2 separate regions of the Mus musculus genome follow, and region 2 is linked to region 1. A link is a loop called in an ENCODE intact Hi-C map of the cell type or tissue named here. Cell type or tissue: heart. All regions are shown on one strand.

Region 1 (5,000 bases):
TCACAGTGGGCTGGGCCCTCCCACATCAATCAGTAATTAGGAAAATGCCCCACAGGCTCACCTACAGCCCAATCTTAAGGAGGCATTTTCTTTTTTCTTTTTTTTTTTTAAACAATATCAGCCAGATATTGGTGGTGCACACACACTTTTATTTATTTATTTATTTATTTATTACATGTAAGTACACTGTAGCTGTCTTCAGACACACCAGAAGAGGGCATCAGATCTCATTATGGGTGGTTGTGAGCCACCATGTGGTTGCTGGGATTTGAACTTCAGACCTTCGGAAGAGCAGTCAGGTGCTCTTACCCACTGAGCCATCTCACCAGCCCCCAGGAGGCATTTTCTTAACTGAGACTCCTGTCTCTCTGATGACCCTAGCTTTTGTCAAATTGACATAAAACTCACCAGAACATCTACCAGGGTCCTCGAGCACTCTACAGCTGCTGGGTGAGAGCCTGGGGATGCTTTTCATTATCTTACCTCTGCAGTGATAAGGAGAATGAAACATTTTATAAAATGAGGGTTCCTTGATGAAGACTTATGGCTTCACTCATATGCCCAAACCAGGAGCATACGGTATCTCCTGCTATGGATGCCTTTAGTAACTAGATGGGAACATTCTCCTACAGGACAGAAAAGGCCTGAGAGAGTACAGGTACCAGTGACTGAAATCATCCCCAGGTTTGTTTTCTCATAGAACTCAGGATCACCAGCCTAGGGTAGCACCATCCACAGTGGGCCTGGCCCTTCTCCACCAATCACTAATTAAGAAAATGTTCAACAGGCTTACAAGCCCAATCACATGGAGGCTTTCTCAATCTTGGTTCCCTCCTCTCAGATAACTATGGCTTGTGCCAAATTGACAAAAAAACTAGCCAGCACAGACCTCTTCCTAAATGTCTCATCCTGTTGGTTTAGGACAGAAAAGCCTTATCTAATGAGTAATTTGGGGATTGAGAAGGCTTCCTTTCAGTAGCCTGTATCTTTCCAACGCTTTCAGTAAAGAACAGCAAGTGGCAGCCACCGGCTAGGAGAGAGGGGCCTAGAGCCTCTGCTTGTATGACTCTTGGCTCTAAGCTAAAAGAATTTCTTACATGCTTGCACCTCGGCCCACCTAGAACGCTGTGACCACATGCCTTTCCTCTTCCCCATAGGTGGCTTTGGGAATCCCGCCAACTGACTTCCAAGCTAACAGTTAGCGTGACCTGGTGTCATTACTGCAGGCTGAGCTCCCTAAAGTATACACATCTGCATCCGTTTGTTTCCAGGCTCCCTCATCATTAATGTGCTCTTTGATGTTTCCTTATAAGCTCTGAAAGTGAAGTCTGATTCTGCAGCTAAATTCCTGTAACGAATATGGCTAAATTACCTTCCAGGTCTGGATTTCAGTCACGCCCTCCAGAAAACTGAGATGTGTTCAATTTTATTTATTAAAGAAGTAGTTCCCAAATATTTTGCACTGGCCGGGCAATGAGGACCAGGCATTCAATGCCCCTAGAGTCGAGCTGGGGATCTAAAGGCAAGAAGCTCGCATTAAGCCACCTTGAATTGGACAGTGATAGAGTAAGTGCAGTTGAATCCAAGCACTAACAATGGTGTCTACCGAAAAGGATGCTGGTGGCTTGGGACCAAGCTCTGACATCCCTGAGCTACCAGTGATTTTCCAAAATTGGGTGACTGGTTCCGTGGGCTCCAGCTTCTCATGCAGGACGCGGGACTTGGACAAATGGAGTCTCCGGGTTTCGATGACAAGAGCCTCATAGGGCTGAAGGGCGCATTCTTCACCTGAGACAATGTGCTGGGTGATGCCCGCTGGACCACTCCCGCGCACCAAGCCTTCCAACGATGGCGTCTTTGCCGTCGCTGTGTGTGGCAACAGCGACACCACCTGGAGAGAGGTAACTCTAGCACGTGACTTTCCGCGGGCCTGAGTGCCGGTGCTGCTTCTTCTCAACATCCAGCTTTGCAGCCTGCGAGCTTCAAGCATGGCCAGACGAGTGAAGTCACACAGTGCGGGTCCGTGGACCCGCCCCTGGGGGTTAGGTTCCGCGCGACAGACACGGAGGACAGTGCCCAAAGCCATAAAGACTACTGCGCCTGCGCACTCTTACCTTTGAGCGAACTCGTCACCGCTTGAGAAATTTGTCCTAGACGACTTACCGTCTGTTTCCAAGACAACCGAGAGCCTCCTGGCAACAGCGCGCGGCCTGCGCCGGTCTCCCGGCCCATCAGTGCAATGGCTGCAGCAAGTCCCAGCGTCTTCCTGCTCATGATCACCGGGCAGGTAGAGAGCGCACAGGTAAGCAGTCGTGGACTCCGCCCGGGGACGGCCTGTTTCTCTCCCCGGGCTCTTCGCTCAGCTCCTAGAAAGCCAAGATGCTCTGAGCATCTCAAATAAATGGAAAGGAGAAGCAGCATTTGAGAACCTTGGCTCCAGGTAGATGAACCGGACAAGCTTGAGTGAAAACAGACCTCGAGGCGTTCAGCTGGTACCACTTGGATCCTGTTTACTTGGTTGAGTGGTGGCCTAGGACTAATGGGACTGAAGACTCAGCTGATCCATTTAACAGCTGGGAACTTACCGGAAGGCAGTGGCCAAGGTGGGATTTGACCCGGTCCGTCTAAGAGACAGAACTTTGCTACATTATTCTTCTGGGCTGCTTGTTGAAAATGCCCATTATTCCTACATATTCTGAGGTTTGGCTGACATGCTTTAGGTTCTGCCAAGTCTGAAGCTCAGTAGGTGTTCCTGCCTTCCCATTCATTGGTACTGCGTCCTCCCTGTTTTCCTCTATCCGATTAGAGGATGTCTGGGCTGCTTACTCTGGACACCTTCCTTGGCGTCTGCCCTGGGCCTTCCTTTCTCCGGGACCCTCAGTTTTAGCCATGTTCTTTGGCCCTGTAGCTTCTGGGTTTCACGTGAGCATCATTTCTGTAGAGCTAATTTGTGCCCAGCACTGGAGATGCGCTGAGGCATGAAACCTGTTCCTTCTTCAGTCTAACAGGGTTATCAGATAGACATTAGGTACCCACATGCAGAAATGCAGAGAAGTGAAGGGAGCCAAGCAATGATCCTTAAGCCAGCTAGAGACTGAAGGGGAACTCTGAAAGATGGGCAAGGGGCCTACCACATGTGGACTGAGAAAGACAAGACAGAAAGTAGACCCTGAGCAAAATAACCTACGGGTATTGGCAGTCTGGGACTAAGCCTGACTTCCTGATTTCCATTCCCTGCCCGCCCTGAAACCCATGTCCACCTCCTCAGTCCCAGATGCCTCGTGTTCCTAATTCCTGTCCACTGCATCTGCCTAGCTAATGTGTGGGCCCAGTTTGCCCTTTCTAGACAGAATCCTGTATACTTTTTCTCTCAGTTTCCAGAGTATGATGACCTCTACTGCAAGTACTGCTTTGTGTATGGCCAGGACTGGGCCCCAACAGCGGTAAGTTGGACTCATGGGCCTCCTCTGGTTAGAGCTTTGGTGATTCCTGAATCATACCCTTCTATTCGAGACCAAGAGGTAGACACTAAGGTCAGAGATGACCTAAACATTGCATTTGTTTTTGGGGGAAAGCTAGTTTATAGAATACAGTCACTACTGGGTTCGCTGGTGTACCCCTGGAGTCTGTTAGTGGCAGCTGAGAGGGACAAGTAGCAGCCTAACCAGGCAGGCTCTGGAGAACCACCTGCCAGTGGCTTTGGACAGCATCAGCCAATACCCCCACCTGAAAACAAAACATGGCCCCTTCTCAGGCAGCAGAAAACAACCAGGAGCCAGGACAAAATGAAGGATCTCTTCTTAAGGTTTTAAGGAGTCTTTTTACCACAGGAAGCGGCTGCAGTGCAGACCACTATGATACTATACAATAGTTTAAAAAGTGGAAGCCAAACAGGATAGCATATGCCTGTAATCCAGCACAGAAGGCTGAGGCAGGAGCATCTCTAGGAATTCAAGGTCAAGCTGGGCTACATATATAATACCAAACAAATGGAAAAAATAAAATTAAAGCCCGACTTCTTTGAGCCCAAGTTTCTTCATTTGTATCACGGACATGTTAATATTTTTTGGTTTTTCTAATGCTTTCAATATATATTAGAGATTAATTCCATTTTAAATTATGTGTGTGTATATATCTGTGTATGGGTATGAATGCAAGTGGCTATTGAGGCCACAGGTCAGATCCCCTAGAGCTGTAATTATAGGATGTTGTAAGCTGCCTTTGGGGCTGGAGAAATGACTGAACAGTTAGAATGGGTACTTTTGCAGAGGGCCCCAGTTTGATTCTCAGCACCCACATTGTGGCTCACAACCATCTGTAACTTCATGACTATTTGAGTCCTCTGGGAGTGACCAATGTCTGACAGAAGCCCCCATCTTGTAGAGACATCTGTTCTTGTTAAGGAGACACTAAGTTGGATACATTCTGGTCTGTTAGCCAAAGATGGGTGGAATGAAGAGGGAGTGGATCAGGAGCTAGAGTGTATGACTAACTGGGAGGGAAGAATCTAGACCAAGGCATTGTGGATAAATATTTAAAGGGAGAGTGGAAAGAAGCAACATAGAACTTAAGTGACCTCCCCAACTTGCCTACTTAGACAGAAAGGTCATGGGTTCCTGGAACTCAAACCAGCTATCTCTATATCTATGTCTATTCAGGGTCTGGAGGAGGGGATCTCACAGATAGCATCTAAGAGCCAAGATGTACGGCAAGCACTGGTGTGGAACTTCCCCATCGATGTGACCTTTAAAAGTACCAACCCCTATGGCTGTGAGTCTGTGGGCCATGCTGGAAGGGGGAGATCTTCTGCCGCATCTGCCACCACTCTCCTTCTTTAGGCTGCCCTGCCAGTGTCTGAGTTTGTGCCCCAGCTTTTGATGCACTCAACATCTGCCTTTTTTGTTAAGTGCAGTTTGCACATGGAGCCTGCAATGCTGCAGCCACGTGGCCTGACCCCAAGTTGTCCAGCTTCCCATTGTAGTGCTCCAGTCAGCTCCAGT
Region 2 (5,000 bases), 240 kb before region 1:
GCTGCTGCCGACCACTAGAGAAAATGTATTCTAGACACTTACAAACACTAAGACAAAATACAACTCTCGACCAAGGAATAAAGACACCACAGCTGGCGCCAGACCTGCAGCAATGGCTCCCACCAGCGGTTGCATGGTAAGAACGAAAGGGTAATTCCAAGCTCCAATAATCAGTACGACTCCCAGAGGCTCGGGCTGAACGTAGGCCTCATCCATCATGGTTAGCAGGTTCTTCTTAGCCGGTCTCGCAGAAGCCAATTCAGGAAGATTCCCCAACATAAAATCAATCTCTCCAAGGATGGTAATGACTTCATGACTGTATGCATTGAGTTCACTCTGGAAGAGAAGGTCAGTTACTCTTACACAAACTGTGTAATACTTGGCTTAGGACAGCGGTTCTCACTCTGTGGATTGTGACTCTCACAGGGGTCTCGTATCAGACATTTTACATTATGATTCATAACAACAGCAAAATTACAGTGATGAAGAAGCAATGAAAATAATTTTATGTTTGGAGGTCACCACAACTGTTTGGAGGGTGGCTGCATTAGAAGGTTGAGAACCACTAACTTAGGATGTCACAACGCTCAGACCAAGTATACTTGCAGTGACAACTGGTATTATTAGACACCACCCCCTCCCCCGGTTTGCTATCAGATTTTTTTTTTTATTTCCAAGTTCTCAATAAGGCACACCCTGGATACTCAGGATGATTCTTCCTCTCTAATACATTCAGAGCCTCTAACGTCTTCACTACCGATCCAAGCCTTTTAAAATAGGGTTAAAAATGATCCCTTTCAGCATCACCTCCCGATTAATAACAGCCTCCCGAAGTCACGATGTAGGTACCGTGGCAACTTTGCTTTTGAGCAGCATCTTGATACTTCATCCTTAACGCACTGGTTTATAACCAGAGTCACACCTGCATATGTTCTACTTTGGAGCCAGATTTTAAATTCTGGACTTAATATATTTTCTTCAGGAACGCTATGTATGAACAAACATACACAAACTATCTGATGTTTGAGGAGTGGATGATTCACAGAGTTTTAATATTCACTATCCTATCTTGTTTACTAATTACCACAGCCCCTCTTTACCAGAAGTACTCTGAAGGAAGGTTTCTAGATTCTACTACAACTACTGTTACCACTTTTTGAAGCAGTCTTTGATTGAAAATCTGAAAATAGAGGTCTTACCATGCCTGGAATACAGATAGAAAGTAAAAGGGAGAAATAATATTACTAGAGAGTACAACAGACCATAGTTGTACCTTGAACACTACTTAAAACCTTGGTACTCAAAGCTTGCTTCTAAACAGGCCATATGTTATCACCTGGGCCCTCATTAGAAATCTCAGACACAGTCTCACGAGGACTAAGTCAGGATTTGTATTTTATCAGGTCCCCAGGGTGATTGTCTGTATACTGGAGGTCAATCATGTATATGATTAATGTCACACAAAGTCATATGGGGAATTTCAGTGCTGAAGATTATAGGAAATAAAAAGAACTGTCAACAAAAAGAAACCATTCTTTTAACGTCATGAAATAAAGACAGGGAGTGAAATAGCTGAAACCTACCAAGCAGACAAACTACTGAGATCCAGCCTATCCAGAGTTAACTGCACATTGTAAGGAAAGAGACTATGAACGCAGCAGAAATGGGCAAGGCTATACAGAGCGTTCGCAGACGAGAAATTGCCGGCGCCAAGTAAAGTATGCACTTCAATATGAGTGCAAATACAACAGTTTGGGCTCTAAGCGGGGCTGGAGAGTCCAGAGTCCAGGGTACTCTGCTTCCTCTTAACTGCTGGATAAACAAAACCAAACAACCTGCTACAGAGAAGGAATAAGGTGGCTCATCGGGCCCCTCCCACCCTGTGGAGGCTCACTTTGCTCAGGTCTGCCGCGATGGCTGCTAAGATTTCCTTCTCGCGCTCTTGCACCATCCTCCGCAGGGCCTCAAGCTGCTGCAATCGGAAGCGCAGCGGCCGAGATCGGCCGGACCGGAACGCCTGGCGAAGCCGTAGGACCTGGCGCTCCATGGCCGGGCCTGAGGAGAACGCGGAGCGAGGCAGGTGAGGGAGCACAGTACCAGTAAGGAGCTGCTATGGATGATGCCACAGCTCACTGCCACTTTCCGCTGCTGGGTCCTATCCGCCTACTGGCCTAGACCCGGCCCGGGTGTGGGCCAAACCCCAGCACTTCCCTGCTAACGACAAAGTGCGCACTCATTGGCTGAGCTGCTGCACGTGACTATGAGGCCCCGCCCCTTACCTCTAATCTAGCCGCGGGATTGCGGTCCCCGGGCGCCGGGTGTGTAGGTGCAATTTTTGGCACGCGAAGACGCGGAAGAAGTCCTTCTGGCTTCAGAAAAGAGCCAAGCGTCCTCTAGGAGGAGGAACTGAGGCCCGAGGGTGCTCACCCGGCCGGAAGTAGTCTCCCTTCGCCTGCAGTGCCTCAGATTCAGAGGCAAAGTCGCTGGGCCTGGGTAGGGCGGGCCTGGGTGGGGCGGGCCGGGTGACGCACGCGAAGGAGGTGAATCCAGTGTATACACACACACACACACACACACACACAAGCATTGTCATCGCCCACACTGATTTTCAATCCTCTCTACTGCGTACCATCCAAGGTTTTTTCCCAAATTTCCTCTCCAGGCTAATTAGCAATGGTTGACTTTCGTACCCATCTGGGGCTGCTCAGCGACGGCGGTCACTTTGTGTTGTCCTTCCCATCTTCTGGAAACATTTCCGCTTCCCTTCCTTGGCGTTCCCTAGGTTTTCCATCTCTGGATTTCTCCCTTTTCTGACCCATTAAAGTATTCAAATGTCTGGGACTAAGTTCTCTCCGCGCAGTCACTCATCTAATTCTACCAGTAGAGAGCAGAGAAGGCTCTCACCCAATCTTTCCTTGGACTCCCAAGGACACATTTAAATGCTAATCTCTATTTACACTTATAATGGACTTCTTATAGTTAATTTCATTAGAACTTTTTATTATTCTTCAGCAAACAACTCATACTTCCTACAGTGTTCCCTGTCTCTTTGACTTGATCTTCAAAATATATGTTGAGCCCAATAATGAGTGGTTCAAACCATACTACATATCTACTATATATAGCAATAGCACTCTAATAGGCTGCTTGCTTGATTGGTTGGCGACTATGAATCTGTTACTTCTTAGCTCTGTACTTACCGTTTTACACTCTGTAGTTCAGGAGCCCAGAGTAGGTTCTCCTCCCTCCTTGGCCTCCCAGGAAGTTCTGCCAGAGGAAGAAAGTAAGGAAGGAAGGAAGGACAGACTACCAGGACACTAAAGATTTCTGTTTCCCCATGGACTCAGTAGTGTGGCAGGTGCTGGCATTTCTATCGTGGAAGGAGAGTCAGTATATTCCTGCCTCTAGGAATTTCTTGGACAAGGTGGCTCCTAGTCCTAGAGGATGACAGTCACAGTGTCTCCAAATGGCACAGAAGTGGGCAGTACTGCAATGAGTTTCAGCTGAGATTCATTGGAGCAGTTTCTGATCTTTGAGACCATCCGCCCCACTCCACCCCCATGCTTCCTTCATTATTCCTGAAATCCTTCCTGCATGAAGTAACTGGGTGGGTTTGACTAGTTCCCCTTCAGCGTCACTGATACATTCAGAATGTACGGTGACCTTTATTAGTCAGTCCCTCTCTCAAAACTCTCCAGAGAATAAAATTCAAAGCCCATATAATCCTCTATAAGCCTATAAGTCTTGGCCTCTGGATGTGCCTCTTCTTATAGGATTTGCCCACGTAATGAGTTTTAGCCAGAGTGGCTTCCTTGCTGTTCACTGAACACTTGGGCACATTGCTATCCCAGGGCTTTTTTGGCATTCTGTGTCCTCTGTCTAGAGTGTCCAGCTAACTTCCCCAACTTTGTAGCTTTCACAATGGCCGGTGAGTTGAGGCTTATCTGAGGCGCTTCTTGGTGAAGCAAGACCACCCCACCCTTCACCTCTGCTTTGCCCTTACTGAAGCAAGCCAAAACAAGCTGCACAGCTTTCTCTTTGAAGGTTTCATGGTTGAAGCTGGTGGACTGCAGCTGAGAAAGTGTAAGAGGAGCAGGCTTCTCTGTTACAAAACCAATCAGGACCCTGCACCCTCCAACTCAGAATCACCTGTACTGAGCAAGCCCGCTGCTGAGGGTCAAAATCTAGCACTGTGTGGCAATGTTTAAATTAGCTCAGAGTTCACCTTAGGAGTGTGCTTGGTTATCTTTTCTTATCTGACCTGAGAGTGACCAATTTTAAACTCTTGAGTTAATAAGCATTGTGTGAGTATGAGCTATAGAAGATAAATTGAGGCGTGTTCTATGACATATAAGTCGTAGAATTCTAGTGTGAACTAGAACAGGAATCTATATTACCTAGGGCAAGTTGATCAGAGTGGCAACAAAGCTGCTTTTCTTCCCGAGAACGAAACTGAGGGCTGCCTTAAGAATATACCAGCATGGTGATGAACATCTTTAATCCCAACACTTGAGAGGAAGAGGCTGGTGGATCTCTGTGATTTTAAGGCCAGCCTGGTTTGCATAGAGAATTCCTGGGCAGCTAATTTTATGTAGTTAGACCTTGTCCCAGAGAACAAACAAACAGAAATATTGTGCATAATCACTGAAAGTTTGACTCTTCATTGTCTCTTGAATATTTTCCTTATTGGAGAAATCAGTTGTCTTGGGTTTTTTATTACAGTGATAAAACACCGTAACCAAAGCAGCTTGGGGTGGAAAGAGTTTATTTCATCTTACAATTCCACATCACAGTCTTATCAGTGAGGAAAGTCACGACAGGAACTCAAAACAAGACAGGAAGCTAGAGGCAGAAACTGATGCAGAGGCCATGAAGGATTGTTGCTTACAGGCTTGTTCCTCTCGGCTTGCTCTGCCTGCCTTTTTATAGCACCCAGGAGAATGCCACCTCTTACAGTGAGCCCAATTCCCCTCAGAGTCTCTTCAGGATGGAAATCTATC

The links. Peaks named below come from ENCODE experiments on the same cell type or tissue, not always from the same donor. Only the 100,000 strongest peaks of a DNase experiment are listed, where the experiment ranks them.
Region 2: a loop joins it to region 1, with 1.9 times the contacts of the local background. A loop is called at or near these places in 1 of 42 quality-filtered maps.

Annotation. Positions count from the first base shown.
Region 1 is chr11:61,502,970-61,507,969 of GRCm38, forward strand. B9d1 (B9 protein domain 1) reads left to right here and starts at 2,175. Exons shown (of 7, transcript NM_013717.3): 1 at 2,175-2,302; 2 at 3,375-3,443; 3 at 4,659-4,770. The coding sequence starts at 2,240. B9d1os (a long non-coding RNA gene) reads right to left here and starts at 2,117. Exons shown (of 1, transcript XR_141098.4): 1 at 1,416-2,117. In heart, a CTCF peak has its summit at 1,898; a DNase peak (open chromatin) is centred at 2,072; H3K4me3 peaks cover 1,445 bases; H3K27ac peaks cover 877 bases.
Region 2 is chr11:61,264,960-61,269,959 of GRCm38, forward strand. Aldh3a2 (aldehyde dehydrogenase family 3, subfamily A2) reads right to left here and starts at 2,227. Exons shown (of 10, transcript NM_007437.5): 1 at 1,895-2,227; 2 at 105-336. The coding sequence starts at 2,047. In heart, no CTCF peak of the experiment used is centred here; a DNase peak (open chromatin) is centred at 2,242; H3K4me3 peaks cover 1,816 bases; H3K27ac peaks cover 1,346 bases.